2 separate regions of the Homo sapiens genome follow, and region 1 is linked to region 2. A link is a loop called in an ENCODE intact Hi-C map of the cell type or tissue named here. Cell type or tissue: heart right ventricle. All regions are shown on one strand. Links, peaks and the distances in the headings refer to the core of each region. The heading gives the core; the rest is flanking DNA. Region 1 holds the start of LOC105370276 (a long non-coding RNA gene). Region 2 has its middle 96 kb from the start of SPRY2.

Region 1 (16,426 bases), core at 4,133-12,132, 76 kb before region 2:
CCAAGAGTGTAAAAGTATTCCTATTTCCCCACATCCTCTCCAGCATCTGTTGTTTCCTGACTTTTTAATGATCTCCATTCTAACTGTTGTGAGATAGTATCTCATTGTGGTTTTGATCTGCATTTCTCTAATGACCAGTGATGATGAGCTTTTTTTCATATGTTTGTTGGCTGCATAAATGTCTTCTTTTGAGAAGTGTCTGTTCATATCCTTCCCCCACTTTTTGATAGGGCTGTTTTTCTTTCTTGTAACTTTACTTAAGTTCCTTGTAGATTCTGGGTATGATGTCAGATGGATGGATTGAAGAAATTTTCTCCTATTCTGTAGGTTGCCTGTTCACTTTGATGATAGTTTCTCTTGCTGTGCAGAAGCTCTTTAGATTAATTAGATCCCATTAGTTGATTTTGGCTTTTGTTTCCATTGCTTTTGGTGTTTTAGTCATGAAGTCTTTGCCCATGCCTATGTCCTGAATGGTATTGCCAGGGTTTCTTTCCAGGGTTTTTATGGTTTTAGGTTTTACGTTTAAGTCTTTAATCCACCTTGAGTTAATTTTTGTATGAGGTGTAAGGAAGGGGTCCAGTTTCAGTTTTCTGCATATGGCTAGCCAGTTTTCCCAACACCATTAATTAAATAGGGAATCCTTTCCCCATTGCTTGTTTTTGTCAGGTTAGACCAACAACTCTTTTCATGTATTTGGCATTCATTTCCCAAGAACTTCATACAATTGATAAAATAAGTTTTTTTCCTCCATCTTCATAACTACTTTTCAAGTTATTACAAATCATGATACTTTTTAAGTCTAAGATAATGTAAAATACCCTCTGTCAGCCCATAGTACCTGAAGGGTAAGTACCTCTTCCATGAAGTCACTAGCATCATGGCTTAGCAGGTGTTATAAAATGAATCAGCTGGGATCAGGAAGGATTTGGTATGCTTTCAGTAATAGAGAGAGAATTTTAACAAAAATCTCGAGTATATTTTAATACCCATTTTTCATCAATTTATACTGAGTACTTTATGTTCCAGAATTATGCAGAAAAAAATGCATGTATTCTTTTTTTCTTATAATTGCTCTCCAAATAGCAAATGGATTTATTTATTTCTCTTCTGAATTATATACTCACTGTATGAAAAAAAAAAAACCTCAAACATTTCCTAAAATTATAAAAGCAAAAATCTCAGAAAGAATTCTTTAAGTATATTTGAGACATCATAGTGGCATTTCTGGTTAATATTTGGTGAATATTTACTTTAAAATTCCATATTGCTAGTCATTAGATTCCAGACATCTGGAGGTTTGGGGACAGGTTGTTTTGCTAGAATAAGTAGTGTTGTGATAGGCATGCTTTTTTATATTTGCACATTTGTGTTTTCTTAGGATAGATTCATGAAAATAGACTTTAAGTCAAATGTGTGCATATTTAAAATTTCTAATAATACTGCTAATATGCTCCCTAAAACATTATTCCAGTTTGCCTTTCTAACCATTCTATGAGAGTGACTATTTCCCCAAAACCTGACCAATAGCAAGCTTTGTCAAAATTTTAAATCAGTGCTTACCTGGTATGTGACACAGAATATCTAATTGTTCCGTTTTTTCTGTGTTTACTTCAGAAGTTGAGCATATTTTCTTATAGTCATTGGACATTTGCTTTTTCTTCTGTGAATTCAAGTTCATATCCTTTTTCCATGTTTTAATTGAGAGGCTTGTCCTTTATTTATTTATTTTCTGAAGTATCCTATTTAAAAATGCAAATATTCTCCCATTTTCTATTTATCTTTCAAACCTACTTTCAGTATTTTTCCTTTTATTTTGTGTTTCACCATACAAGACATTTTCAACTTATATGAAAACTCATGCCTATCAATTTTTCCATTTACGGTTTCTGGTTGTGTTCAGTTGCTTAAAATAGCTTCTTGCAGCCAAATTATAAAAATATTGGCCCTTCTAGTACATTTATAATTTAACATTATCACTCATACCAACTGGATTCTGGATGATTTTAAATTAGTGCTTAGGTCAGGCGCAGTGGCTCACGCCTGTAATCCCAGAACGTTGGGAGGTGGAGGTGGGTGGATCACCTGAGGTCAGGAGTTCAAGACCAGCCTGGACAAGATGGTGAAGTCCCATCTTTCCAAAAAAAAAAAAAAATTAGCTGGGCATGATGGCAGGTGCCTGTAAGTCCAGCTACTTGGGAGGCTGAGGCGGGAGAATCGCTGGAACCCGGGAGGCAGAGGTTGCAGTGAGCCGAGTCACACCACTGCACTCCAGCCTGGGTGACAGAGAGACTCTGTCTCAAAAATAAATAAATAAATAAATAAATAAGTGCTTATCTGGTAGATGAAGCAGAATATCTCATTGTTTCATTTTTTCTTTGTTTACTTCAGAAGTTTAGCATATTTTCTTATATTCATTGGACATTTGCATTTTTTTTTCTGTGAATCATCCAGAATCCATTTGGTATGAATGATAAAGCCAAGTTGCTTATTGGCATGCTCTCAAGGCCAACCGTGGTGGATGGATAAGTTTGGACGATGAAAGATAATAAAGGAGGATGATCCTATGTGAAATTTTGATTCAAAGCATGACAATTCTCACCCCAAATTAATCTATAGTTGCCAGAGCTAACAAAAATGAAGAACAATCAGTTACATTTGCATTACAGATAAACAAGTTTCTTAGTATGTTTCATAGTGTATTTTATCTTAGTATGTTTCATATTGTATAGTATGTTTCATATTGTATTTTATATGTATTGTATTTCATATTGTATTAAATTTGTGTTAATTTTAACACAAAATTAAGTGGAATAAGTAAATAAAAATACAGTGATATTTGAAATGACAGCCAGAAAGTCATAAAATTTACTGATACCTTATGAATTGAGATACTTAGGTTATTCAGAATTTTTTTTTAGAAAACTATATTATATTCTGCTGGGCGCAGTGGCTCACGCCTGTAATCCCAGCACTTTGGGAGGCCGAGGCGGGTGGATCACCTGAGATCAGGAGTTCGAGACCAGTCTGATCAACATGGAGAAACCCCGTCTCTACTAAAAATACAAAATTAGCCAGGCGCAGTGGTGCATGCCTGTAATCCCAGCCACTCGGGAGGCTGAGACAGGAGAATCGCTTGAACCCGGGAGGTGGAGGTTGTGGTGAGCCGAGATTGCGCCATTGCACTCCAGCCTGGGCAACAGAGCAGGACTCTGTCTCAAAAGAAAAAAAAAAAAGAAAACTATATTATATCCTAAAGATGACCCACATTCTCACTTCATTATCTCTACAGAGCTATTGTTTTTCAATGTATGATGTTTCTACACAACCAAATAGAACTTTGAGTCCAGCTTTATCCAAGACCTAACATAGAGTTAATCACATGCAATAGGGATGTTATTCTATTTTTTTTTCAAATAGCAAGGATTCTTGTTTTGTTAACTATGTTAATGGTTCTCAACTCTGGCCATATATTAGAATTACATGGGGAGATTAAGAAAAATAAGATGACAAGAACCTTCACACAGAGTATGATTTATGTTGATCTAGAAGGGGGTCTTTTATAAATTATTCAATCTCCCAATGCCTCAGTTTCTTTACTAGTAAAGTGGGGGATAAAAGTATTTCCTATGTCAGAGCATCACTGTGAGGATTAAATGCTGAATGCGTGTGGTGTTTTAGAAGATGTCTGACTTCTAATAACCCTTCAATAAATGAAAGTCATTATATTATTATATTTTGAAATCATAATAGGGATTCATAGCTCACCAAAAACAAAACTAGAATGTAGACATGGAACAAAGTATGGATAGATGATGGTGGGTGCTAGAACAGGCTTATACCTGCTTGCAAGAGCTGATTATGTGCATCTCTTCCCATGTTTTTAGTAATGTCAGGTTCGAAAATTAGCCATGGTCGCCAGGCACAGTGGCTCACGCCTGGAATCTCCAAACTTTGGGAGGCTGAAGCCGGTGGATCATCTGAGGTCAGGAGTTTGAGACCAGCCTTACCAATGTGGTGAAACCTTATCTCTACTAAAAATACAAAAATTAGCCAGGCGTGGTGGTGAGAGGTGACAGCGCGCTGGCAGTCCTCACAGCCCTCGCTCGCTCTCCGCGCCTCCTCTGCCTGGGCTCCCACTTTGGCGGCACTTGAGGAGCCCTTCAGCCCACCCCTGCACTGTGGGAGCCCCTTTCTGGGCTGGCCAAGGCCAGAGCCGGCTCTCTCAGCTTGCAGGGAGGTGTGGAGGGAGAGGCGCGAGCGGGAACCAGGGCTGCCTGCGGCGCTTGCGGACCAGCTGGAGTTCCGGGTGGGCGTGGGCTTGGCGGGCCCCGCACTCGGAGCAGCCGGCCGGCCCTGCCAGCCCTGGGCAATGAGGGGCTTAGCACCCGGCCCAGCGGCTGCGGAGGGTGTACTGGGTCCCCCCGCAGTGCCAGCCCACCAGCGCTGCGCTCGATTTCTCCCCGGGCCTTAGCTGCCTTCCTGTGGGGCAGGGCTCGGGACCTGCAGCCCGCCATGCCTAAGCCTCCCACCCCCTCCGTGGGCTCCTGTGCGGCCCGAGCCTCCTCCATCCCTGCTCTGAGGCGCCCAGTCCCAGCGACCACCCAAGGGCTGAGGAGTGCAGGCACACGGCGCAGGACTGGCAGGCAGCTCCACCTGCAGGCCCGGTGTGGGATCCACTGGGTGAAGCCAGCTGGGCTCCTGAGTCTTGGAGAACCTTTAAGTCTAGCTCAGGGATTGTAAATACACCAATAGGCATTCTGTCTCTAGCTCAAGGTTTGTAAACACACCAATCAGCACCGTGTGTCTAACTCAGGGTTTGTGAATGCACCAATCGACACTGTATCTAGCTACTCTGGTGGGGCCTTGGAGAACCTTTGTGTAGACACTGTATCTAGCTAATCTGGTAGGGAGGTGGAGAACCTTTGTGTCTAGCTCAGGGATTGTAAACGCACCAATCAGTGCCCTGTCAAAACAGACCACTCGGCTCTACCAATCAGCAGGACGTGGGTGGGGCCGGATAAGAGAATAAAAGCAGTCTGCCCCTAGCCAGCAGTGGCAACCCTTTCGGGTCCCCTTCCACACTGTGGTAGCTTTGTTCTTTCGCTCTTTGCAATAAATCGTGCTACTGCTCACTCTTTGGGTCCACACTGCTTTCATGAGCTGTAACACTCACCGCGAAAGTCTGCAGCTTCGCTCCCGAAGCCAGCGAGACCACGATACCACCAGGAAGAACGAACAACTCCAGATGCGCCACCTTAAGAGCTGTAACACTCACCGCGAAGGCCTGCAGCTTCACTTCTGAGCCAGCGAGACGACGAACCCACCAGAAGGAAGAAACTCCGAACACATCCGAACATCAGAAGGAACAAACTCCAGACGCGCCACCTTAAGAGCTGTAACACTCAACGCGAGGGTCTGCGGCTTCATTCTTGAAGTCAGTGAGACCAGGAACCCACCAATTCCGGACACAGTGACGGGTGCCTGTAATCCCATCTACTTGGGAGGCTGAGACAGGAGAATTGCTTGAACCTGGGAGGCAGAGGTTGCAGCGAGCTGAGATCGTGCCATTGCACTCCAGCTTGGGTGACAGAGCGAGACTCCATCTCAAAAAAAAAAAAAAAAAAGAAAGAAAAGAAAAGAGAATTAGCCGTGGTCAATGTGTTTACAACACAGACATCCCCAGATGTTGGAATTTATTTTTTTAACCCCAGGAAGCCAGTTATTAACATGCACCACCAAAGGAGAGGATAGAGGTAGCTGACAGGGAAGTCTAAGAAGATACTAAAGGTTATTACCTTCACTTACTTCATGTTTTGACCTGGGCTTGGACTCAGCCAGTTGTGACATCTGTCATTCATGGAACAATCGCCTGAGCTTCAGGTCCCAAGAGATAGTGGACAGAAGAGCATGGTGAGGCTTCACTTGGCTTTGAATATAGAATAACCAGGGTGTGATTGAGCTTTAAATTTATCTTTATCCTAAGATTGGGGTAAGTTATTTAATCCTTTTCTCAAAAACCTAAGGGTTTTTTTGAGGATATGCTCAGGTGGCACAGCAAGCCACAAGATAACATGGGCTATCTAACATTATTTCAATTTACATATATATATATATATATATATATACTTGAAATACAGACCAAAGTAAATTAATAAATGATAATACAAGCCCACTGAAGGCCTACTTTAGGTTAGTGTTGGAACTCCCCAGCTACCTGTTCACTGGTCTTTGCTTTTGTTGCGTACTTAGATGGAAATGAACGGAAAATACAAGAGTATCTCCATGCCTCTGCTTCCCCACTGAACAGAGCAGGATGGTTGTCAGAATGAAAGGAAATCATGGATGTGGGCCATGGAGTAGTGGCAGTAGCTCCTGTTTTGTTTTGTTTTGTTTTGTTTTTGAGACGGAGTCTTGCTCTGTCACCTAGGCTGGAGTGCAATGGCCCGATCTCGGCTCACTGCAACCTCCGCCTCCCGGGTTCATGCCATTCTCCTGCTTCAGCCTCCCAAGTAGCTGGGACTACAGGCGCCTGCCACCATGCCCGGCTAATTTTTTGTATTTTTAGTAGAGACGGGGTTTCACCGTGTTAACCAGGATGGTCTCGATCGCCTGACCTCGTGATCCGCCTGCCTCGGCCTCCCAAAGTGCTGGGATTACAGGCGTGAGCCACTGAGCCCGGCTGCTCCTCTGTTTTTAGGAAGGTTTGTTGGGTCAGCTTATGGCTTAGGAGTTTAGCGATTAGTAAGCACCCAACCCAGGGTCTGAACATTGACTCAAGGCCTCAGTAGCCCTAAGTGCTCCCTGAGAACACAAATCCTAATAGACTAAACATGGAAAGAGCCAGAGTCTCATTGCCTGAAAAATTATTTTTGCCGATCTTTACAAAAATCAGCATTTGTTATTGTTCAATTTTGCCTTTATTTGACTTGCTTTAATGAAAGAAACATAGTAAAGATTTTCTACAAATGATTGAAACATTCTTCACTTATGGAATCACATTTATTTATTTATTTATTTATTTATTTATTTATTTATTTATTTTTGAGACGGAGTTTTGCTCTTGTTGCCCAGGCAAGAGTACAATGGTGCAATCTCTGCTCACTGCAACCTCCGCCTCCCAGGTTCAAGCGATTTTCCTGCCTCAGCCTCCCAAGTAGCTGGGATTACAGGCATGTGCCACCATGCCTGGCTAATTTTGTATTTTTAGTAGAGATTGGGTTTCTCCATGTTGGTCAGGCTGGTCCTGAACTCCCGACCTCAGGTGATCCGCCCGCCTCTGCTTCCCAAAGTGCTGGGATTACAAGTGTGAGCCACCGCGCCCAGCCGGAATTACATTTTTTTTTTAAAAGCGTTTTGTATCATTCTGCTAATTCACAGTAGATTGCAAATATGCAACATTGTTATTTCAATTTTTTTCTATGAATCTGAACAAAATCATACGTAAAAAACTTCAATGTGAGTTTTAATTTCTTAATTTTAAAAAACCAAACCACAATTTTACTATTTTTGCAAGAAAGATAAATCACATAAGACTTACCTATACAAATAATTCAACTATAAATTTACCTTTTTACAAATTTTCTTCTTTGGAAGCAGCAGATATGTAAAATCATTACATATTATGTTCATGCTGTATGTACATAAAATGGACTACAGACCCCAAAAGTAAATTCTTTGGAGATTTGGTTCCAAAGAGGGAAAACAAACCCTCTTTGTCTGAGTATGTGAAAGGTACCAAAAAAGAGTGAAAACCAGTTTTCCTCTTTTTTTTTTTTCTTTACTCTTTTGTTTTTGTAGGAGAACCAGCAGTGGAAGAAAAGATCACTTCCTTTGTAGACACTTTATGGGTTTCGGATTCTGTAAACTCTGGCACATAACTTGACCCCAAAGTTAATGAAATCCTGTTAGACTTTCCCTGCCCTCCTTCCTGCTTCCATCCTTCAGATTATCTCACGTTTTAAAAATTCAATTTCTATTTGTATACACGTGATCTTCATGTCATTGGCTTTTTATGCAGACACATTTCACCTACATCCTTTCCTTCCCTCATCTGGCAGCCAGTTGAGCTTCTTCCTGCCTTGAATACCACATTCCCTAGTTCTTCAAGCTCAGTCATTAGCACCCTGTCCCCCTACTAAAATTATGAATGAAAAGCCTTGTTGTTCTTTACAAATAACTCAGGCTGCCTCAGTCAGTCAAATTCGAATGGAAGTGACTGCCAGACAAAGGGGCGGGATGATGGACAGTGCTCACAGCAAGTCATCAATGCCCACAGGAAGTTTTTTAAGCCACAGTATAGGTAGAGAGGCTTGGGCGTTCCCAGAGGACAAGCTTACAGAAGGAGGCTGGGAGGTGGGGGGAGGGGGACTTTCTGTGTCTGTTTGGAACTTAGAAAAAACTTCCATGAAGCTCAGAGATAACAATGTACAGAGTCAGTTTTGCCCTACCAAGAACTTAAAAATCCAGCCGTGGAGACATCTACACCTTGCAGTAATTCTGGTTTGCACCGACACACACAGACAAAAGTGAAGGCACCAACCATTTACTTGGTTTTGAATGCTGAACGGTGCAAGGGTGGCTTACATACTTGGAGCTGCACAACTCCCTGCTGAGAAGTTGCATTGTCTTGGGCCCCTCTTTCACAACAGGGGAAAAGGTAATTGACAGCCCGATTGTTTGGCTGGGACCCCTGCTGTTTTAAAATCCTAGAAGGCCCCAGTCACACGTTGTCAATAATAGCCGTCGGAGGTGAGGAGTGAAGAAGGGCTGTTCAGGAAACAGTTTGAGCCCTTCAAGTGGACAGGCCTCAGTGACTTCTGCACTCTGGCTCCCACAAGCAGCTCATTCAAAAATAACCTTAAAGTAATAAATCAAACTTGTTTCCTGAACTATACAAGGAACAGCTGGTTATTTTTCCTCACTTTTTTTTTCCAAAAGCCAAAAAAAAAAAAAAAAAAAAGAATGAGATTTTACTACAGGAAACCAAGCATGTCAAAATTTGGCAAAGCAATTTGGATGATTTAACAGTTAAACACTTCTCTTTTTAATGTTATGCTTTCATCAGTCTTTTTTATTTAAGCTTTTCAGTTTTGCATTCTGTTTGCTGCAATTAGTGTCCCTTATCTGTTCACTCCCTACTTTTGAAAGGAAAATGAGTTTAGGATCCTGTCTTTAGAGTATTTTGCTGTGTAATTTCTAATGTACTGGTCAAGTAGCTCAACTTATTTTACAGGTAAAATTTGTTTTCTTCCACAGAGTTGAGTTTGGATTTAGATCTACAGCTCCACATATTTGTTTCTCCTGAGACCCATATATTTTGGAGTTCTGATGACAAGGCAGTTTTTCTTTAGTCTATTGATTTAGGAACCCTGACCTAGGAGTGCATATGCTGTAACTGAAGTAGTCTGGTGCTTTAAGTAAGAGCATTTTGCAATTTTTCTGTCTCTTTGGATCTCTGTTTGTGTCTTACTTTGTGTGTCTCTTTCTCTCTTTAAACATGTTGCACTCTAGATTCTGGAAAAAAGCATCTTCTCTTTGACTTTACAAATAATTAAAATAGAGGCATAAATAAACAATGTAAAATAATTTCCTTCTGTGATGATTACTATGTATCTTTATTTTTATAGATGACTAATGTTTTGAACAGAAACCATTTTAAATGACAATTTTTTAAATCAAAGAAATTTTGATCTTAAAAATTGTGCATCTTAGAGATGAGTTTTTCACAACTTGTGGACATCTAAAATTAAGAATGAATGTGTCAGATTTTAATGCACTGTGTCTATTTCAATCAATTTAAATATGATTGAACTGTTAATATTAAAATTAAGTATAAGGTTATGTAAAACATCTCTTTTCACAGGATAGTTTGATCACTATTTAATGAATTAAAAGAAGTGCTGGTCAGTTTAACAGTATATGGAAAATTACAAGTTATACTTTGAGATATTGTCATACATGTATCATAAATTTATTTTTCTCCTTTGACCATCCTTTCATAATAAAATGTTTGTAATGAAACGTATGCTTACAGGAAGATAATACAATTCAATTTACAATGGAATTAGGTCGTGGTAGCCTTCATTTTCTTTTATATTTGCAGTAAACAACCATGCCATAATAGCACAAATAAATCCAGCTTTATGCTATATGGTTAGACTAACACACTTGGTATACTTGCAGTATCTTGGCTGATACAACTGTGAATCCACATGGGTGTGGCTTCTATATAAATGTTTCTTCCATATATGGTTGATATTCATACTGAACCTGTTTTGATACAATTTTTCTTCACTTTCAGCATTTTCAGCTTCAAACATGTGCTACCTGACTAGATGGAATTCCTTGAGAACTGTATTAACATGTTTCAAAGAGTTGAATTAACAGGTTAGTACCATGTCAGAAAAGAGTGTTCCTTGAAAAGTTGCACAGTAGTTATACAGACAGTTCACAAACAATTATGTAATTCATAATTTATATGTGAGTTACACATTGAAAATACCATCTTTAAAATAAATATTCAGTTCTATAGATGATTCATTTCTTTCTCATTAAGTCTAAGCCTTTTGTGGTGCTAAAGGATACTCAGGAATTGATGAACTAAGTGGACCCTCCTGCAGCCTCCGTCACTCCCTCCCTTGGCTTCTGTGGACTCTGGGCCTTAGTAGGGATGAGATAGTGAGTGTAGACTGAAAGTGCTCTGTACAGACTTGCTTTGTGGCCTCCTGTTCAGCTGCCAGTCTCACAGCTTGCCCTGAGAATGGACTTCCTGTGCTGTCATTTACACTCAGTATCACACTAAGGGCTCTTTGTCACTCAGTCTTTGAGACAGAAGGGGGCGAGATAACAAATCTAGACTGCTTGTGTTGACTTTGTGGATAAAGTAAAGGGCTGGAGTCAAGAACCCTGGGTCTTATCCTAACTCTGCAACTGCCTTTCCTGTGACATTGAGCCAGCTTTTGACCTCTCCATTCCTCAGTTTTCCTCATCTATGAAATGAGGATCCCTATACTGTGTTCTCTTATTTTATTACAGAGATGTGGTTTCTGAAAGAGTTTCTAAATGCTTAAAGCCCTTAGTAAAAGATTTTTTTCTACAAGTAGATAAAATGACCTTTTTCTGCTTTGGAGAGATGGGATGGATACCGCAGTTGATTAATTACTCCCTACTCCCAGAAATACTTCTCTTTAGAACCTCGTAAGTAGGGCCTTTCCCTTCTACCGTTGTAAGTTTTTTCTCATTATTTCATTTTGTGTGCTGTCTCTTCCCCCTGCAATATTTCCTTCCTTTCTATGTGGGAAATGATAGCCCCATGCTATGGGATCAGGGTGCGTAGAAGTTGGTAAATATAAAGTACACTTATAAAAGGCTGTGTTCAAAGTGCATCTGCAGAGACGTGGAGGAAAACAAGGAGAGCATGCTGAGTGACAGGAATGAATGAGGGCACACAGTAAAGGCCATGGAAGCTTCAGCAAATTTATTGGCTTCAGAAACATAAATCCACAAAAGCAGCTACCACCTGGCTAGATGGGTCTCTGGGTCCTGGGCCCACTAATTTAGAAGGATCTTTTTGTAAAGAGATGATGTTGGACAGGGGTCAGAACCTATAGTGAAATTCAGGGATTCTCTCTATGGAGTGGGATGAAGTGTCTCTTCCACTGATATCAGTAGTTATATTCTTTTGCTTATTTAGTTCAATTATGTGAATAAATGGAATGAAAAGCGATTTACTCTACTTCAGTTAGAATTTGTAAAATATTGTGATTTTTTTTTCTTTTTTTTTTTTTTTTTGAGATGGAGTTTCGCTCTTGTTGCCCAGGCTGGAGTGCAATGCTGCGATCTCGACTCACCGTAACCTCCGCTTCTGGGGTTCAAGTGATTCTCCTGCCTCAGCCTCCCAAGTAGCTAGAATTACAGGTATGAGCCACCACACGCCCGGCCAGTATTGTGAGTTTTAAAGAATGCATTTTAATATGTTTCACTTTTTAAAGCTCCTAAGTGGTTTTGTTGCTAATTTTTTTAAATTTTGTTTTGTGAAGAGATTGGTAACATAAATTGTAAAGCAGAAATTAATTCACCTAGCTTTCCTCATCACAGTTTAAGACGGATATTTGTGTTCTGGTTTGCTTATTTGTTTTTCCGGGTCCACACATTCACTCATATGTGTTTAGATTTTTCATGTGGAAGGCAGTGATATAATTTCAGGCCTATATGTTTTGACCCTCTGTTCACACATGGTTGTTATATGCCCTGACATTGTGTTTACTTCACATTTCCTATTTTTCCACTGTATATCTGAGGATATTTCATGCTATTTTGTTACCTAAAGAGAGGCTACTGCTACATGGGGAGACATATATACATATATGTAGGAGTACACCTATGTGTGCATGTGTGTGTATTTATAAATCTCTCTCCATGTAGCAGTACACATATATATATGTATATATAATTTGTTTTTATGAGAAGGATGTGAAAAGATACACAAGTCTGTTTATAATACAGATCTGAAGGAGAGATAGGCAAATATTGATTTAAAAAAAATTTCCCCTGATTTGTTTCACTTTGTACAACAAACAGGTATTACTTTCTTAATTAAAAACATCAATAAAAAATGTTTCAATACTGATTAAAAACAGTTAAAGAGGAAATTTAACAGTGGCAAATAATATCTGTATTTTATAAGGGTTTTGCCAGTCTTGACAAAGTATCTAGAAATTCGCTAAAAGACAGTTTCTTTTGTTTTTCAGAGCACACATTAAAAAAAAAAAAAAATCGCAATGATTAGTGCTCCCTCTGCTGGTTTCCCTGCAACAGTTTGTTGCGGTGATTTGGGAGGATGAAAAGACAGCAAGGAAAATTCTGTTACTTTTGGTCTTTAAACATTATTTCTATATACAAGTGTTATCCTTGATTGGTAGCAAATGCCAATGTAGTTTCTGAAAATTTATTCTTTCTTAAAATTCAATAGTGATTCTGAAGTTGGGCTAGATAATTATAATCCTTTTAAAATTAATTCCTCCTTTCTTATATCATGAAGCAGGACATAAAGCATAACAATTCTTATTTATTGGGATTTTTCTTGGGTAGGAGTTAACCTTATATAGCTAACTCTCAGTAACTTGACCTAGCAGTAGTAAAGTTGGCTATTTGAACATCAAGCTGACACTCTAGTAAGCAAAATAGAGGTTTGGAGTGACATTATCACTGGAGAATTACATTCTGTAATTGAACACTTTGCTGTATCATTATTTTAGTCTACATCATCCTATGTGAAAGATATTTGGAAATTGCATAGTTGATTTAATTTATCTTGATATCCATACTATAATTAAAGATTCTTAGAATTCATTGGATTCATCAATTTGCTCTCTGTGAATTTGTACTTTCATGAATCAGAGTATGTTGATCCATATACAGTGTTCATTTAACTAATACTTGTATTAAATCACTTCTAAATGCTTATTATACCCTGTATTATAGTATTATATTCTGAGTCTTAAAGGTGCTTAATGTGAAGATTCTCTCTCTACATATTCAACTCTTACTAACTTTTGGCTTTAGGTAGAAATCAGTTAGTGTATTATATGATAAAATAGGAAACTATTTCCCTAGGGGTATAGGTATTCAGTAGGGAGCTTTGGAGTCTCAATGAGCTTCTTAAAGAAGCATTTTTAATGGTAGGTTTTAGGGAGAGTTTTTGTAGTAAGATAAAGTAGATGAGAAAGTGTTGCCTCTAAACAATCAACAAGCTGGGAATGGGGTGCAGAATGAGGAGAACCCTAAGCAATAGGCAATAAGGAGTGAAAGGAAGGAGGTGTCACTCATTGGGAAAGAAAAGGAACTGTATGTCCTCTACTGAGAGCTGCTGTCTTCTTAAAAGTCATTTTTGTGAGGTGTGCTTGCGGAATGGTAAAACAGAAAGGAAATAACAGAGTAGAAGGTCAGATCTCCCAAATCAACCTTACTCATCACTGGTGTGCAAGATACCATCATCAGATCATTTTAACACTCTGGAAAATACCACGGAGAGGTTTAGCAAGTGACAATTAACATCAGGGAGAAGCAGTTTCTAATAAGGAGATCCAGCCATTGCTGCTGGAGTTTAGATGTGGAATTTCTAGGCTCTGGAAAGTGTAGAGGCAGAAATGAGGTGATTACTTTCCTCTCCATCATAAGCATTATGGCTAACACCCCTATAACAAAGGCAGGTTATCAAGAAAAAAGAATAATACATTTATTTAAGCACAGTTTGATATGATATGGGAGGCTTCAGAATGAAGACCCAAAGATGCAGGGAAAATTGTTGCGTTTTATGCTGATGTTCAATGAAGTATGGATAGCCATATAAAATATGATTGGACAAAAAGGATAAAATCTAATGCTTTGATGCTAATAGACAGAGTCAGGAAACTCGGCAAAGCCTGTCCAGATTTTTCTTGGTCTTTCTGTACAGCATTATTTTGTTGACAAAAAAAGCCAAACTCTGTAAGATATTTGAAGAGGTTTATTCTGAGCCAAATATGAGTGGCAGGGCCTTTGACACAGCCTCAGGAGGCCCTAAGAACATGCACCTAAGAGGATTGTGTTACAGCTTGGTTTAATACATTTTAGGGAGACAGAAGTTATAGGCATGTAAGGTATACATTGGTTTGGCCCAGAAAGGTGGGACATCTCAAAGTGAGGGGGGAAGGTGGGGAAGGGGAGCTTCTTCGTCATAGATGGATTCAAAGATTTTCTGATTGACAATTGGTTGAAATAATTAAGCTTGGCTGGGTGTGGTGGTTCACGCCTGTAATCCCAGCACTTCAGGAGGCCAAGGGAGGTGGATTGCTTGAGCTCAGGAGTTCAAAGCCAGCCTGGGCAACATGGCAAAAACCCGTCTCTACTAAAAATACAAACATTAGCTGGGTGTGGTGGCACATGCCTGTAAACCCAGCTACTTGGGAGGCTGAGGTAGGAGTATTGCTGGAGCCTGGGAAGTCAAGGCTGCAGTGAGTTGTGATTGCACCACTGCATTGCAGCCTGGGTGACAGAGTGAGACCCTATCTCAAAAACAAAACAAAACAAAACAAAAATAATGATAATAATTAAGCTTTGCCTGATGACTTGAAGTCAGCATAAAGAAATGCTTGAGTTAAGATAAGGAGGTTTGTGGAAATCAAGGTTCTTACTATGTAGGTGAAGCCTCTTAAATAATAGATGTAAATGTCTCTTATGGGACATAAAAGATGCCAGACTCTTACTTAAATCTCTCCTGGGTCAGGAAAAGACAAGGAAAGGGAAGGGGATTATTTACTGAATGTAGATTTTCCCCACAAGAGACAGCTTTGCAGGGCCATCCAAAAATATTTCAAATAAATATATTTTGGAGTAAAATACTTTGTTTTTTTTTGGGGGGGGGGCCTGTTATTTGTCATGTGATACTATAAGAGAGTTAGGTTGAATTTGCTATCTTATTGCTACAAAGAATCTGTTTCGTCAGCCTTATGATCTCTATTTCTTTCTTTCTTTCTTTCTTTCTTTTTTTTTGAGATAGTCTTGCTCTGTTGTCCAGGCTGGAGTGCAGTGGTGTGATCTTGGCTCACTGCAACCTCTGTCTCCCGGGTTCAAGCAATTCTCCTGCCTCAGCCTCCCAAGTAGCTGGGATTACAGGCACCTGCCATCATGCCTGGCTAATTTTTGTATTTTTGTAGAGATGGGGTTTTACCATGTTGGCCAGGCTGGTCTTGAACTCCTGACCTCAGGTGATCCACCTGCCTTGGCCTCCCAAAGTGCTGAGATTACAGGCATGAGCCACCACACCCAGCCTATGATCTCTATTTCAGTGTTAATGCTGGTCAGTGGTGTCTTAACTCTGAAGAGAACAGAGTATAATAAGGCATGTCGGACCCCACTTCTTGTCATGGCCTGAACTAGTTCTTCAGGTTTCTTTCAGATCACCTTGGCCTAGAGGGGGGTCTATTCAGTCAGTTGAGAGGCTTAGGATTTTAATTTTTGCTAACGCTTTCCTTTGGGATATGGAGCAGGACCCCTCTGGAATGAGGGTCTAATTTCCTTATGGCCAGGTATTACACAGAAAGATGGGGGAAGGATAGAGTTGTATTTTTAGGCTTTAGGACTGACTTTAGAGAAAAAGCGTTCTAATTTCTATGGCTTGCCTCAGGGAGAATGAGGGGCAAGAGACAGGAGGGCAGAAGGTTGGAGAGAGACTTTGCTTTGCAAGCCTTCGCTTTGGGGTTTCTTTTTCTGAACCCCAACATTTCTCATTCTGAAACTTCCTCAAGAAGTTTCACAGTCCAAAAATTGATTGATAGATTGTCTCATAAGCCATTGAATCAGTCTCTCAGTCCTGATAATAGGCCAGTCTAGCTAAACAGTTAACAGTTGTGTCTCATTTCAGGCAGTGGTGTTGCCGATGGGCTTC
Region 2 (16,426 bases), core at 3,158-11,157:
CCCTGAACCTTGTGATAGGTGAGGAAAATATATTACTTTTTCTCTTCTACATTTTCTGGCACATAGAGTGGCAGAGACATCCTACTGGCTCTGGAGTCTGCAAATGAGATCCTGGGAAAACTGACAAAGTGCTGGCAGAAGGGTAAGAACTCTTACCGAGGACAGCTCTCTCAGATCTCTGTAGCTCCCTGTAGAGACTGAAAGTTTTTTTTCCTTGGCCAGCACAATGGCTCATGCTTGGAATCCCAACACTGTGGGAAGCTGAAGTGGGAGGCAAGAGGATTGCTTGAGCCCAGAAGTTTGAGACCAGCCTGGGCAACATAGACCTTACCTCTATAAAAAGTTTAAAAAAAATCAGTTGGGCATAGCGGCATGTACCTGTAGTTCTAGGTACTCAGGAGGCTGAGGTCAGAGGATTGCTTGAGCCCTGGAGGTTGAGGCTATAGTGAGCTCTGATCTTGCCACTGGAAAATTTATTTTTTATTGTCCCTTTTTTGTTTTAGATTTAGATTAGCAGGCGAAATACTTCATACCCTCCACCTCAGATTGGGAGGTGTGTGGAGTATTTCACCTGCTAATTAATTTTTTAACTTTTCTCTTGTTAATCTGTCTTTTGTTATAGGAATCTCTGCCATGAACATTGTGACAGGTCAGAAAAATATTACTTTTCTCTCCTACAATACAAATATAGATAGGCCCTTTCTATTGGATTTTTACATAGAATAAAATTACCATAAAGAGAGATTACTTGTAGAACAATGACTATAATTCTTTTTAACTGTGTACTGGCAAATTGTTTTCCAAAAGTTTTCTTTAATATATGCTGACATCAACACTGTGTATATTTTGTTAGTGTTACATGATCTAATTTTAAAGGCAACAATTATTAGTTTTTATTAGGCAGATGTTATATAATCTAAAAGTCAATAATGATTATTCATCATAAGATGTTATTGTTTTAAAAAATTGCATATTTTTTGTTACCGGTGAGGCCAAAACCTCTAATATTTTGTTTATGCATTGTATTTTTGTTAATTGATCATCTGTATTTTTGTTCATTGAGCTGCCTGCCTTACCATTTAAATTATTTGGTTGTTGTTCCTTAAAAAGTTTAAGGTTTTGTGGAGTTAAATTTGTTAATTATTTCCTTTTGTTGTTTCTACTACCTTTAAACCTTTAAAAGTCATTACTTCTCCAAAGACCTGAAAAATATTCTTTTCTAGGTTTTTTTTTTTTTTTCCTCTGAGAGAGGGTCTCACTTTGTTGACCAGACTGGAATGCAGTGGCACAATCATGGCTCACTGCAGCTTCACCCTCCCTGGCTCAAGTGATCCTCCTGCCTCAGTCTCCCGAGTAGCTAGGACAACAGGTGTGTGCCACCATCCCTGGCTAGTTTATTTTTAGTAGAGACGAGGTCTCACTATATTGCCCAGGCTGGTTTCAAACTCCTGGGCTCAAGTCATCCTCCCACCTTCGCTTCCCAAAGTACTGGGATTACAGTTGTGAGTCACTGTGCCTGGCCCTTTTCTAGTTCTTTATGATTATTGGATTTATAAAGGCACTGTACAAAAAACATTTTTGTGTAGAATGTAAGGTAGATCTCCATGCCTTGTTTTTTGCCAACATTTTAACCATTAATCCTGTGAAAGATTTTTTTATAGTAATCAGAGCTGTGCAGAAATGGAGCAGTTCACCAATCTTAGAGGAGGACCATATACTGAGCACTCATTATTTGTATTTTAAGCTCCAAATGGGTTGAATTGAATTATTGTTATTTAGAGACAGGATCTTGCTATGTTGCCCAGGCTGGTCTTGAACTCCTGGCCTCAAGCAGTCCTCCTGCCTTGGCCTCCCAAAGTGTTGGGAATTACAGACATGAGCCACCATGCCTGTCCTGGAAGATGTTTTAAGAACTCTTTCAAACTTGAAGTTCAAGAAAAAGATGTGTTTAGATGGGAAATTAAATGTGTCTATTTCTCATTTATGAGAGATTTCTTAAGAAAACTAAACTTTATGGCTTTCCAGATGACTAATTGCAGAGGATTGTGATAAAAGTAATTTTAAAAACTGAACTAATGATTTATTTAGAAAGTATTTTCTATCCACAAGAAGTAGTTTGCTTAAAGTCACAAGTCAAACTCCTCACAGTTGATCATTTGTTAGTCTTTACAAGTGACTGTCTGAAAAACTTACCTCTTACTGTTTGACTTGCCACAGAGAAGAGCTAACAATGTATCTTTTGGGTATGTAGAGAGAAAGCTTCTTGGTCCTCCAGTGAATTTGTTCTCTTATCAGGTACAAACCCCTCTTCAGTGGAAAGTAGTACTCAATTGTTCCCAGTCTGAGTGGTTTCTGATGGAATTTTTTACAATCACTTTATTTTTTATTTTTTTGTGACAGAGCCTTGCTCTGTTGCTCAGACTGGAGTGTAATAGTGTGATCATTGGTCGTCACAGCCTTGATGTCCTAGGCTCAAGTGTTCCTCCTGTTTCAGCCTCCCGGGTAGCTGGAACTACAGGCATGTGCCACCATTCCTGGCTAATTAATTATTATTATTTTTTTCTTGTAGAGACAGGGTCTCTGTTTTCCAGGATGGTCTTGAATGTGTGGCTTCACACAATCCTCCCATCTCAGCCACCTGAAGTGCTGGGATTACAGGCATAAGCCACTGTGCCCAGCCTACAGCCACTCTAAATTCTACATTGACTACTGTTGTTCATTGTCGGCACAATGGAAAGCAAGGTTGTTTTGTACTGTTATTGGTGTAAGGTATCTGAGTTACCAGCAGCAAATCTATACATGTCTGCAGCAACCTCAATTCTTGACTCCTCAGAAGAAAGAATTTCACGCGGGGCATAAAGGCAGAAAAAGAGACCGAGGCAAGTTTCAGAGCATGAGTGGAAGTTTACTTTAAAAGGCTGTAAAACAAGAAAGGAAAGGAAAGTACACTTGGAAGACACCCAAGCTGGCGACTTGAAGGACAAGCGCAATGTTTTTTTTGAGACGGAGTCTCGCTCTGTCGCCCAGGCTGGAGTACAGTGGCGCGATCTCGGCTCACTGCAAGCTCCGCCTCCCGGGTTCACGCCATTCTCCTGCCTCAGCCTCCCGACTAGCTGGGACTACAGGCGCTCACCACCACGTCCAGCTAATTTTTTTGTATTTTTAATAGAGACGGGGTTTCACTGTGTTAGCCAGGATGGTCTCGATCTCCTGACTTCGTGATCCACCCACCTCGGCCTCCCAAAGTGTTGGGATTACAGGCGTGAGCCACCGCGCCTGGCTTTGACAAGTGCAATGTTTAACCTTGATCCTCGGACTTTCTAGATTGTCCCACTTCCGGCATCTTGCATCCCTTTCCCATGATTCTTCCCTTAGGGTGGGCTGCCCACATGCTGGGTGCCCTCCTTACCCTTGGAAAGTGAGCATGTACAGTGTGTTTGGGAAGTTGTATGCATGTGCATCTGAGACTTTCTTCCCTTTTAAGGTAGAGTGCCCCCAGAAGGTTATATTCCGCCATTTTGACTCTTAATGTATATGCCTGGGAAGTTGCTTCTCCCTGGTATCTATGTTCAATTAACACTTTAGTGCCACAAGTGTGGACCATCAGGAAATGGCCTCTCCCTGGCACCGGCTACCAATTTATCACTTTTAGAAAGGCAACGTGACAATTGCCAAACCATCACCCAACATTCTTGGTGGGTGGGGGAGAGCCCTCCCCTGCCCCACTTATGCCTCTAAACTACCTGTAACAGTACCAGAAGTCTAGTTTTACAGTAGCATATTTCCGTGTTAGACATCAAAATATGCCACACTAAAATAAGACTCAAACTTTTCATAAAACAAATTTACATCTACGAAGGGAATCTTCATTTGTAAGGTTGTCACTCTGTCCCCACACTGGGAAGAGGTTGACTAAATCTCTAGAGACTCCAAATCAACGGTGAAGGTACTGACTTAAATCTGCCGTGCAAATTTTTCTTTTGTTTAAGGTGATTTACCTGCCCATTCTGTTTTGACTAGGCGTTTTCCCACAGCCTTTTTGCTTTGTTTCACAGAACAGTACTTAAACTATACCTTTGAAATCAACTCTAAGGATTTACTGATTTCTCTGCGTTATCTTTCATGTATATTTTCCAGGGAGATGTACATATTATCAGATATTCAGGAAGTGTACATGTTATTAAACTTCTATTTGCTTTTTTCATGTTAACCTGTTTTTTGTTACAGAGAGTCCCACTTAAGAACTATGAAAGGTAGACAAAAAAATTATTTGTATTTTCATACACCTGTATCTGGAAACAGGATGGGGCAAAAAATAAGATAGTTTACTCATTGGGGATGTTGGGGCTCAGAAAACAGTATCCCACAATATGGCACTTCGTTATACTGGGTACTTTGAATTAATGGCAATTGAAAGGCCTTGGAACCAAGATCTCCCTAACTTTTGCTTGCCCCCATTTTCTTTCAATTCCAAAGTTCAGAAAGGGACTTTCTCTGAAGTTTTCTTATCTGACAGAAGGAAATTCCTCTAAAAGGAATGCAATTGTTACAAACCCTGTTTCTGGAATCTACAATAACCAGAAAAATTAACTTGTATCGCAGGAGAGGAGACTAAAAGGACTCCGCACACAGGCCACTATGCCCTGACAGACTTTTCACCAATTCTTCTGAGGGCTGCTCAGAACTGGTGAGAAACCTGTCTGGGCATAGTGACCTAAGAGACTTTATCTGCATAATAAGATAACCTTTGTTCATCATGCATTTCCTTCCCTCACCTTCCACAGCTTGTGTCACCACTTCTCCAACAGAAGTCACTATTTTTTTTTTTCTTTTGGTGGCTCAAAATGCTATTTAAAGTTGAACCATTTGAACTTTCTTTGAGTCTCATATTTTGTGGTACTCCCATGCATACACACATAAGTTTGTATGTGTTTTCTTCTATTTAATCTGTCTACTGTCAAGTTTACTTCAGAAATTCCTATCGTCAAACTTTCAGACAATAGAGGAAAAGTTGAAAACATTCCTATGGAGGAAAAAAAGCACTAGTTATCTCTATTTACAAACAGAAAAACTGAGCGTAGAAAAATTAATATCTGATCTATGTTGTCAGTAGAAGGGTAACTTATTTCCCAATTACATAGTGATTATTAGGTGCCAGGTATAATTCAACCCTGTCAGGTTAGCATTATTTTTATTCCCATTTTAAGATAAGGAAGCTGAGGCTCAGAGAAGTTAAGTAACTATCTCAAGTCACAGGAGTCTGGCTCCATAGACTGTCCTGTTCACCATTCAGTAAGGCTAGGACACGAAAGAAAATCCTGACTTGTGGGGTTAATCCTCTTTCCATTAAAGGTAAGTGCACATTCAGTTATCTCATGAATAATCAAAGCCATATTTACATTTCTGTCCAATGTATTCTTGAAAAAAAAAAAACAATCTCTTCCTTCTCTTCCAGGTTCATTAGCTTGTCTGTAAATTAAATTGACATAAGGCAGATTAACAAGAGAAAAACAATTTTAATTACGTACATATGCATGAGAGTATGCATATGAGACTCAAGCTAGATGATTGAGGCTTATATATCAATCTGAGCTACAGAGAGGAATAGAGGTTTGGGGTATCCTGGGAAATAATGGAGACACATTATGGAAGGGTGAAGAAAAAAGCCCAATTCAGATGAGATGGCCAAGAAAAGCACCTTAAACAAATGTAAGGTTTCTCTATTTGATTAAGAGTCTGTAGGGATTTAGTCATCCTTTTCTTTCTGGTGCAGAGGAGACACACTTACAAATGAAGATTTCCCTTATAGATACAGATTTCTCTTACAAAAGGGTAACTTTCCTGAGCTTCTGTATCTGCAGTTTGTGAGAATAACCAGCTTAAAGTAATCAATATGCCAAAGAGGCATATATTTTTTATTTTTATATACTTTAAGTTATGAGATACATGTGCAGAACATGCAGGTTTGTTACATAGGTATACACATGCCATGGTGGTTTGCTGCACCCATCAACCTGTCATCTACATTAGGTATTTCTCCTAATGCTATCCCTCCCCTTACCCCCTACCCCCACCCCGACAGGCCCCAGTGTGTGATGTTCTCCTCCCTGTGTCTATGCATTCTCATCGTTCAGCTCCCACTTATGAGTGAGAACACGTGGTGTTTGGTTTTCTGTTCCTGTGTTAGTTTGCTGAGAATGATTTCCAGCTTCATCCTTGTCCCTGCAAAGGACAAGAACTCATCCAAATAGGCGTATTTTAGGGGTGTATACTCTGGCCTCCTACCATCATATTTGGGATGGCATGTTCTGAACCCCATCAGTACCTACTCTATCAACTATTTCATCACGTGCTCCTACCAGTCATACACTTGATCTAATGCTTGTTTTATGTGACCCCACCATAAAAGGAAAAAATCAATTCTATTCTGTAATGAGATGAACTACTGGTACATAAGGTTACAAAGTACTTGCAAATGAAAAATAAAATTCTAAGGCCTCCCAACCATGTGAATGGACTCCATTGTCTTGGCCAGGGCACTCCAAAGTTAACCTGAAAGACTAGTTCAGGCCATGACAGAAAGTAGGGGTTAGACATGCCTCATTATGCTCTCCTCTCCTTTGGAATTTAAGGAAAGCTGACCATCATTTAATATCAAGACAGACCTTAAGTCTGAAAAGAAACATGTATAATCTATTCTCTCTGAAGCCTGCTACCTGGAGGCTTCATTTGCCTGATAAAACTTTGGTCTCCACAACCTCTTGTCATATCCCAGACATTTCTTTATATTGATGGCAACTCTTTCAACCAAATTGCCAATCAGAAAATTTTTAAATCTACCTATAACCTGGAAGCACCTGCTTTGAATTGTTCTGACTTTCTGGACCGAACCAATGTACATCTTAAATGTATTTGACTGATGTCTCATGTCTCCCTAAAATGTATAAAACCAAGTTGTGACCCATCCACCTTGGGCACATGTCATCAGGATCTCCTGAGATTGTGTCATGGTTGTCACCTTAACCTTGGCAAAATAAACTTTCTAAATTGATTGAGACCTGTCTTAGATACTTTTGGTTTCACATACTGAAACTTTGAGCTGGAAGCCATATTCTTTAAAGGATACATGTATTAAAGCAGGCTTTATTTGTTTGGCTGCTTCAAAGACATAGAAAGGAAATCAAACACAAATGTGGTCAGGTTAAAAAGAATGGGAAGATCTTCTTGCATTCTCTCCTATAGGAAGTTGGAAGAGGACCACACTAATCTTGTTCTCATCACTAGGCTTATTCACAAGTAATACGAAGGCAAGGATAACCCTTTGTCAACCAAAAGAGATAAGGAGACTATCTTAACATTACGTTATTGAATTGACTATGAAATAGGATGCAGATAATTATTAGTGATTTTCCCCACTTCTATTATAACCTGCATTCAATTGCTGCAACTATAAAATATCAGCTAACTTTGCTGTGACTCATAGAAGAGAAGGAATCATAAGCTTATAAAAATTATCTTCTATCTTTATTCTGTTGGATCTCTTCTTTCCTTCTTAAGTTACATTTTGAAGAATTATGCTAAAATGTTTGGTCATTTTGTGTTTCTTTGAAATATCTAATTCTTAGGTTTTCCTGATTTAAAAAATTAGAGAAAACAGAATACAACTTAAAATGTCAATGTTTGTAACAGAGGTATCAATATTATTAGTATACCCTGTTCTCATGATAAAATATTTACTTTTCTGTAAAATGAACTCAAGCATTTCTTTAACCAGAACTTTGAGCTGCCTGCTTATGAGAACTGCAACATATGGTTTTCCTCTTCCACTTTTTAATATTTTGGTCTCCAGTGAATCCACATACAAAAGCTTCCTTCCTCTAGCTGGAGTCCACAAATGAAAGGCTTTTCTTCTTCTGATTGTAGATTAGCCTGCCAAGAAACAAACATGAGCTGGAGAACATCACTTTAATTTATTGATGGGATACAGATGACACGGAAGTCTGTCCTCTTCTAGGCTTTTGGGAACACTTTAGGCTGACCCAGCACAGCTGAGTTCATACGGCAAAGACAGCTTTTGCCAAAAACCAAAGCCAATAGTCATTGCAAACCTCTGAACCAAAACATTCCTTAAGTGCTTGAATTTCCCTATAATTTGTGTAGGTTCCCTTTTTGTCAATGAAGCTAGCAGTGGATAACTAGCTCAGCGCAATCAGACAAAACAACTGTACCATTCATTCAGTAATTAGATGATAGCTGTACTGCATACTTTATGGTTTCCGTTCTTCATTCTTTCTTTTCAAGACCTTGGAGACAAACTGGGATGTTTGGCAAAGCAGAAGTTCTTGTTGAAAAATATCCTGTCTTTACTTCAGGGTTGCTAGTAAGTCCTATTCTCAGAGGCAAAACATTAGCTGCACACAGCAGGAGAGGATCAGCCAAGTTTAAAAAAGTTTGGTTCTTATTTATATTACCTTTTGCCTCACTTTACAGTTCTGCCTTACTCAACACTGAAGAAGGTTTCTAGTCTTATATCTAACAGGATGTAATGAATTTGATACATGAGCTAAATGCTTACAGTCGATCTTACATAAATTTTAAAATTTTCAGATATAAAAGTTTTATGAGAAGTGAAGTACAAACAGAAAGATAGAATAATTAAATGGAGAGGAAGTCTGTGTGATTAGAGTTAATCTGCTTTGAAGAGCACATGGCAGATTAAATTACTGCTTGGGCTAAGAATGGTGAGCTAATGCTTTTTCTTTTTTGCAAACTGTTTTTGTTTCTGAAACCACTAGAAGTAAAAGGGAGGGAAACTTTCTACAAGAAAACTGTAATACACTCTTAGATTTTGTTGCCATTACTGCCTTTAAGAAGTAAAGGTATCACATTCATGAAGTTGATGCTGCCTGCTGCCTGCACTGAAGATTATCTGGTCCTATTAGTCAGGGGGCTTGGTTGCAAGTGACATAGCTTAAGCTAGTTGAAGGAAAAGAACAATGGTTTTGGCTTTTCTATCTAAACCAGGAAGGGCAGGAGTAGAGCTGTCTTTAGGAATATCTCAAATCAGCGATCTAGGTCCTCATCAGAACTTTTTCCTTCCCTTCTCATCACTGCTGCTGCTTTGGCTCGACCTCCTGGGGCCATCTGGAACCATAGCTAGAAATGTGGCTAATGAAATATTTAGCCTCAATTACAGCTCTGAGATCAAAGATTTGAAAATTTGAAACTCTTCTCAAATTCCAGATGACCCAGGACAGTACTATGATTTGCCTGGCTTGAAGATATGTCCCTTCTCTTGAATCTGCCACTTTGGACACTGAGATGAGACATAACTGGCCCAGCCTAGGTTGCAAACCCATCCCTGACTTTGATGCCAAGGGCTCGGGACATGTATCCAGAACAAGGAAAGGAGGACAGAGCAAACAAAAATAAGAATCATTAGAAATTTCTCACTGTTCCTTAGGTTATCCCCTCAAAAATAGTATTTGATATTTAGAAATGTGTTGGGATTCTTCTCTGAAAATATGGTATGACTGAATATACCAAGTAGATTTTACTTGTAATATTGGAAGGCAGGAGGTAGTCAGCTGAAAAGGAAATGGTGTTTGTAGTCCTTGATTTGATATATGAGCACAAGAAAAATTGTATAATTCGACTGAGGTTATGCTTCCCTTGTACTCTAAAGAAACATTTAAAACTTTTTTTTCTAAGTTTACTCGATGGGAAAGTAGTACCTGCAGTACTATTAAATACAATCTAATTTTTCTCATTATTGAAGTGTAAAACAAATTGGCTTGAAGGCCAGGTTAGCCATAGTGTTCAGCAGAGAAAGGGGTGCATAAAACTGTCACCTTGCTCCAGAGCAGGGGTTGTCAATTTTTTTCTATAAATGGTCGGGTAATATTTTTGGTTTTGCCAGGCATATAGTCTCTACTGCACCTATTCAAGTCTGGTCTTGAAATAGAAAAGCAGCCATATGTAAATGAATGTGTGTGGTTGTATTCCAATAAAACTTTATTTACAAATACAGAATGTGGGCATTGTCAACCCTGATATTTATAATATATGTCAAGGAGGTGTACAAAAATAAATACTAAATAAATTCTATGTATTAGCATTTAGAGGTATGCTTGAGTGACCTAAGAGTATAGTTTTAGAAATCGCTTGATCTGGCTGGGTGCAGTGGCTCACGCCTGTAATCCCAGTACTTTGGGAGGCTGAGGTAGGTGGATCACAAGATGGGGAGATTGAGACCATCCTGGCTAACACGGTGAAACCCCGTCTCTACTAAGAATACAAAAAAATTAGCCGGGCATGGTAGCGGGTGTCTGTGGTCCCAGCTACTTGGGACACTGAGACAGGAGAATGGCCTGAACCCGGGAGGCGGAGCTTGCAGTGAGCCGAGATCACGCCACTGCACTCCAGCCTGGGCGGCCAAGTGAGACTTCGTCTCAAAAAAAAAAAAAAAAAAAAAAAATAGCTTGATCAGAAGATTGTCTATTAAATGTAGTAAATAGAAGTTTAAAAATGCTAATTCTTGGGTAAAAACGTAATCACAATTAAACTATTTCCATTATTGGGAAGTGCTTGTAGATGTGCTGCTTATTTTGTGTTAAAATATTTTTCAAGAATGAACATAACATTGATTGAAATTAAAATCCAATATAAACATTTGGAAATAAATGTGCTTTTTACAGTATGTGGGCATACCTAACTTTTTACTTCTGGGACAAATAGTTACTGGCAACATATATGGTGAGCAAATTTGTTCTTTTATTTGTAATGCTTGCAGTCATGTGGGTGTACCATTATTATTTGACATTTGAAATATGTCTCAATTGAAACATGAAACTTTTTCATGAACTGAAAAACTTGGAACTCCTTCAAGCAGAGGATTATTTTTACAAAATAACATTCAATATTTCCATTATATCTGTTTATTTTTAGGCATTAGGTAGCTATAAAAAATCACTTTGGGGCCAATTTTGATGTACTTCTTAAATATAATTGTACCAAATAAGAAAATATATTTTTCATATTTCATGCACTCTCAGATGCACTTTTTTTTTTTTTTTTTTTTTTACATTTTAAGCTCTTTGAAGTCAGGATTCTTCTAATGATGGAAAACAACTTACAAATTGCTGTCTGCTAGGTTGCAGTAATGAAACAGTTGTAATTACCTGCATGAAATTAGTCTGAAAACTCTCCTTTGGAACTTTAGTGTGAGATTCAGAAAGTCAACACGAATATTTATGGTATGAGGAACCGGGTCATGGAAGAAAATTCTCCAGACCGTGGGGGAGTATTCTTTTAAGGAAAGTGCATGACACCGACATTGATTTTGCAAAGGAGAGTTGTGTGTGGAAAGTCATAGACACTGGTGATGCTCAATCAAACTTTGATTTAGAAGAGCAGGCTTTAAATGCAAAGAACTTTGGAAATGCCTTTACTCATTTATTTTGCTACTATATTCATTTTACGTATACACAAAAGTAATATACAATAAAAATCTATCTAAAGAAGTCTAAAATAACTCTTCTAACAAGTATAATCACTGTAAGTGATAAAGCATTCTGTCATAGTTTAATTGGAAGCATTTTTCTTAGTGGTATATAGGAAAATGGGGCTTCCTACAATCAATTATGTATTTGATGCAATGACATAAAGCAATATATACATATATTTAAATATTAATAAATGCCAACTTTACTTCCTATACTTGCAGTGACAACAACAATAATAATCACATAACTGCTCTTATTAAATAAAATCCAACTTGTTAACTAAAAAAGCATAACCACTGCAGCATCCATTTATTCATACATATCTCACTGACTCTTCCAAAACACAGCTTGAAAAGATCCAGCATGAATGCTTAATTTCAGTACACTGAATTTAAGACCAAATACACACTGTATAAGTACCAAGGCTAAATTGTGATCATCATTACATTAGATTCTATATCTTTGCTATTATGAATAGTGCTGCAACAAATGTGGGGGTACAGGTATCTTTTTGATATATTGACTTTTTTCCCTTTGGATAAATACCCACTAGTGGGATTGCTGGATCATGTGGTAGTTCTATTTTTAGTTTTTTGAGAAATCTCCACACCATTTTCCATAATGATAGTAATTTACATTCCCACCAAAGTGTTTAAGAGTTCCCCGCTTTTTTTCACATCCTCACCAGCATCTGTTATTTTTTGTTTTTTTGATAATAGCCATCCTAGCTGGGCTGAGATGATGTCACATTGTGGTTTTGATTTTAAGTTCTCTGATCATTAGTTTAAGCATTTTTTCATATACTTGTTGGCTGTTTGTATGTCATCTTTTGAGAATTGTCTACTGGGATTATTTGTTGGTTTTCCTGTTGAGTTGAGTTCCTTGTATATTCTAGACACTAGTGGCTTCTCAGATAAATAGTTTACAAATATTTGTCTCTATTCAACAGGTTGTCTCTTCACTGTGTTCATTGTTTTCTTTGCTGTGCAGGAAGGTTTTAGTTTAATTTAGTATCATTTGTCTATTTTTTTATTGTTGCCTGTTCTTTTGAAGTCATATACATGAAACCTTTGCCTAGACTAATTCTTAAAGTGTTTTCCCTAAGCTTCCTTCTGGTAGTTATATAGTTTCAGGTCTTACATTTAAGTCTTTAACCTATTTTGGGCTGATTTTTGTATGTGGAAAGAGATAGGGGTCCAGTTTCTTTCCTCTGCCTACAAATATCCAATTTTCGCAGCATCATTTCTGGACAAGAATATCCTTTCTCCAATGTATGTTCTTGAGACCTTTGTCAAAATCAATTGTCTGTAAATATGTGGATTTATTTCTGGATTCTCTATTCTGTTGCATTGGTCCATGTGTCTGTTTTTGTGCTGGTACCCTGGTGTTTTGATTACTATAGCTTTCTAATATATTTTGAAGTAAGGCAGTATGATGCCTCCAGTTTTGTTCTTTTTGCTTAGGATTGCTTTGGGTATTTGGGGTCTTTGTTGGTTCCATATGAATTTTAGGATAGTTTTTTCTATTTCTGTGAAAAATGACATTAATATTTTGATAACGATTAAATTGAATCTGTAGATTGCTTTGAGCAATATGATAATTGTAACAGTATTCTGATCCATAAGCATAGAATATCTTTCCATTTGTTTGTGTCCTCTTCAATTTCTTTCATCAGTGTTTTGTAGTTTTCTTTTTAGTGGTCTTTCACTTTAGTGAAATTTATTCCTAGTATTTTACTTTATTTGTAGCTACTGTAAATGAGATTGCCTTCTTGGTTTCTTTCTTAGTTCATTATTGGTGTATAGAAAATGCTACTGCATTTTGTATGTTGATTTTGTATCCTACAACTTTACTGAATTTAGCTTTCAGATCTTAGAGTCTTTAGGTGGAGTCTCTAGGTTTCTCTAGATAGAAGATTACATCATCTGCAAAGGGGGACAATTTTACTTCCTCTTTTCCAATTTGTATGCTTTTTATGTATTTGTCTTGCCTATTGTTCTGGCTAGGACTTTCAGTACTATGTTGAACAGATCTGGTAAAATTGGGCAGCTTTGTTGTGTTCCAGCTCTTAGAAGAAAGGCTTTCAACATTTCCCTGTTCAGTATTATGATAACATTACATTAGTCATATATAGCCTTTATTATGTGGACATGTTTTCCTTCTATGCCTAGCCTGTTGAGAATTTTTATGAAGGGTGGTTGAATTTTATCAAATGTTTCTTCTGTGTGTATTGAGATGATCATATGATTTTTGTTCTTCATTCTGTTGATATGATGTATCACATTTATTGATTTGTGTATACTGAACCATCTCTACATCCCTGAGATAAATCCCACTTGACCATGGTGTGTTATCTTTTTGATGCACCATTGGATTGGATTTGCTAGTATTGTAAGGATTTTTGGATCTATGTTCCTCAGTGACATTGACCTGTAACTTTCTTCTTTTGCATCCTTGTCAAGTTTTGGTTTTGAAGTAATGCTGTCATCATAGAATGAGTTAGAAAGAATTCCTTCTGCTTCAATCTTTTGAAATAGTTTGAAGATAATTGGTGTTAGTTCTTCTTTGTAAGTTTAGTAGAATTTGGCAGTGTGTAAACTGGACTGGGCTATTCTTTGTTAGGAAATTTCTATTGCTGATTCAATCTCATTGCTCATTATTGGTCTGTTCATGCTTTCTATTTCTTTCTGAATCAATCTTGGTAGGTTGTATGTGTCCAAAAATTTACACATTTCCTTTGGATTTTCCAGTTTTTCAAGTATATAGTTGTTTTTGTCTCTGATCTTTTGTATTTTTGTGGTATCAGTTATAACATTTTCTTTTTCTTTCCCAATTTTGTTTATTTGGGTCTTCTTTTCTCTCTCATCCCTTTTTTATTAGTCTAGCTAGTGGTTTATCAATTTTATTTCTTTTCAAAAAACTTTTCATTTTATCAATCTTTTATATTGCCTTTGCATCTCTATTTCATCTATTTCTGCTCTGATCTTTACTACTTCCTTCCATCTACTAATTTTAGTTGGCTTATGCTTGCTTTTGTCTTATTTTTTTAAATGAAGTTACTTAACCAAAAAATGTGTGATCAAGTCTGCTGTAGGTGAGAGCCAATGTGCTTATTTATGTAAAATCATTATCCATTAATTCTTTCATGTTACCCAGATTAACTTTTTATATGGAATACAGCCCAGTTTCATGTTCTTATTTCGTAATACTTTTGAAAATATTTAAAATACAGTCCAGGTTTCTCTTGTCACTAAGTTAAAAAAAAAATTCTACCTTGGAGTGATAACTTCTTCCTCCCCCTTCTCTTCCTCTTTTCTTCCTCCTCCTCCTTTCTTCTTTTTCTCCTCCTTCTCTCTTTTCATACACACACACATACAAACACCAATACACACACGTACATATTTATCAATAATTGGGTAGATAACATATAAATATTGGGAGCTTTTCAAATAATTTCAGTGGGAAAAATCTCTCATTTCAGTTGATATTACTGATATTTTAATATTATCAGTGATATCCTGAATAATCATGTGAATCTTTGAGGTGGATTTGCCTTTCTTATGAGCCTCTTAACATTTCTCTGTGCTTGTTTTTTCTAGGATCTTAGAAGCAGTGAGGAATTCTTATTCATCTTCACCCTAGTTGTAACTGATATTGTAGGTCGACTCTCAATTTCCATTCCAAACTCCTTCTCCCTTGACTTCTTTACAAATTTTAATGAGGGGGAAAAACACTAGAGATTACACCTCTTGTAAGTCAGACTGACCATCTGACAAATTTCTGAGCTGAGATTTTGATAAAAAAATTATCAGGGAGCACTGCCCTCCTTCCCTTGCCAGGTAAAAAGGCAAAGCCAGGTAAAGAAGAAGATTTTACCATCACCTTGCAAACTTTTTTCTTTTTTGGGATGCACAGAAGTTTAGTAGTCTTCTTGTGTACCTGAGGATGCCTCATGTGCTAGAAAATGGTAAAGTAACGTAGAAGCATGCTCTTCTAGAGCAGCAGGATGATTCTTATTTGAAGGATATCACCCCATCCTTTAGTCATTGTTTGTTGTGTTTTCTGTTGTTTGCAACCACACCGAACCCTAACTTAGTAGTCTTACTCTCACCTCTTCCTGTTTTCTCTGAGATTGTGCTGTAATTTCTTCACCTCCTACATCTGAGGAGCTGCCAGCCAGTATGACTGATGCCTTCCTATCCTCACATCTCACTTAATGGACACAATGCCCATAAAACAGTGGAGTGACAGGGGTTATGATAGGGCAAATGTGACCTTATTTCACCATCATCTGATGTCTTTCATGTGTCTATTTTTAAATGTCTTGTCTAGAGGGTAATTTCCTCTTTCCATTGCCTCTGTCACTTTGTCTCTCTGTAGTAATATTAACATGTAGTTTTACTTGTTTCACCCAGAAGTATGCTGAAATAACTATTTTAATATTTATTACAGAACTGTAATAAGTATCTCCTCATGTAATAATGGAGGAGGAAATTGGCTGTTTGATGCCATAGTTTAGGGAGCAAGGATAATATTGAATTAGGTTTGTTTGAATTATGCAAAAGTAGGTCAAATTTCGAAAACAGGCTAAAGAGTAAACAACATGGGGATTATACAGAAGGGGTGGACAAAGAAGAGAATGGAATGAGGAAGGAAAGGCCAGAGAGGAGGCGTAAGGTGGAGTTTAAAATTGGATAAAATGGTTCACAGGGAAAAAAAAATCACAGCTATTAGGGTCACCAAAGGACTTTTAAAATAAGTGGATGCAGCATTTAGCTCGCATAGATGCTTTGCTTAAATGTGAAGTTTGCTCTGTGTCTTCCCCATCTTCAGTTAAATCTTCTACATTCCTAAATGATTTTTGGATAGAAATCATAGGAGAAGACTTTCATCTTTGGTTCAACACTATACCAAATAGATAC

What was found. Peaks named below come from ENCODE experiments on the same cell type or tissue, not always from the same donor. Only the 100,000 strongest peaks of a DNase experiment are listed, where the experiment ranks them.
Region 1: it touches region 2 in a loop (8-fold over the local background); 3 of 110 quality-filtered maps call a loop at or near these places.

The regions. Positions count from the first base shown.
Region 1 is chr13:80,351,301-80,367,726 of GRCh38, forward strand. It overlaps LOC105370276 (a long non-coding RNA gene), which reads left to right and starts at 5,055. Exons shown (of 4, transcript XR_001749939.2): 1 at 5,055-5,910; 2 at 9,256-9,416; 3 at 10,301-10,386; 4 at 11,794-14,752. RefSeq lists enhancers at 7,543-8,307, 8,308-9,072. In heart right ventricle, for the core only: no CTCF peak of the experiment used is centred there; no DNase peak of the experiment used is centred there; H3K27ac peaks cover 3,521 bases.
Region 2 is chr13:80,428,708-80,445,133 of GRCh38, forward strand. No RefSeq gene overlaps it. Among named protein-coding and RNA genes, the nearest start is that of SPRY2, 96 kb to the left of the region's middle. In heart right ventricle, for the core only: no CTCF peak of the experiment used is centred there; a DNase peak (open chromatin) is centred at 8,057; H3K27ac peaks cover 4,090 bases.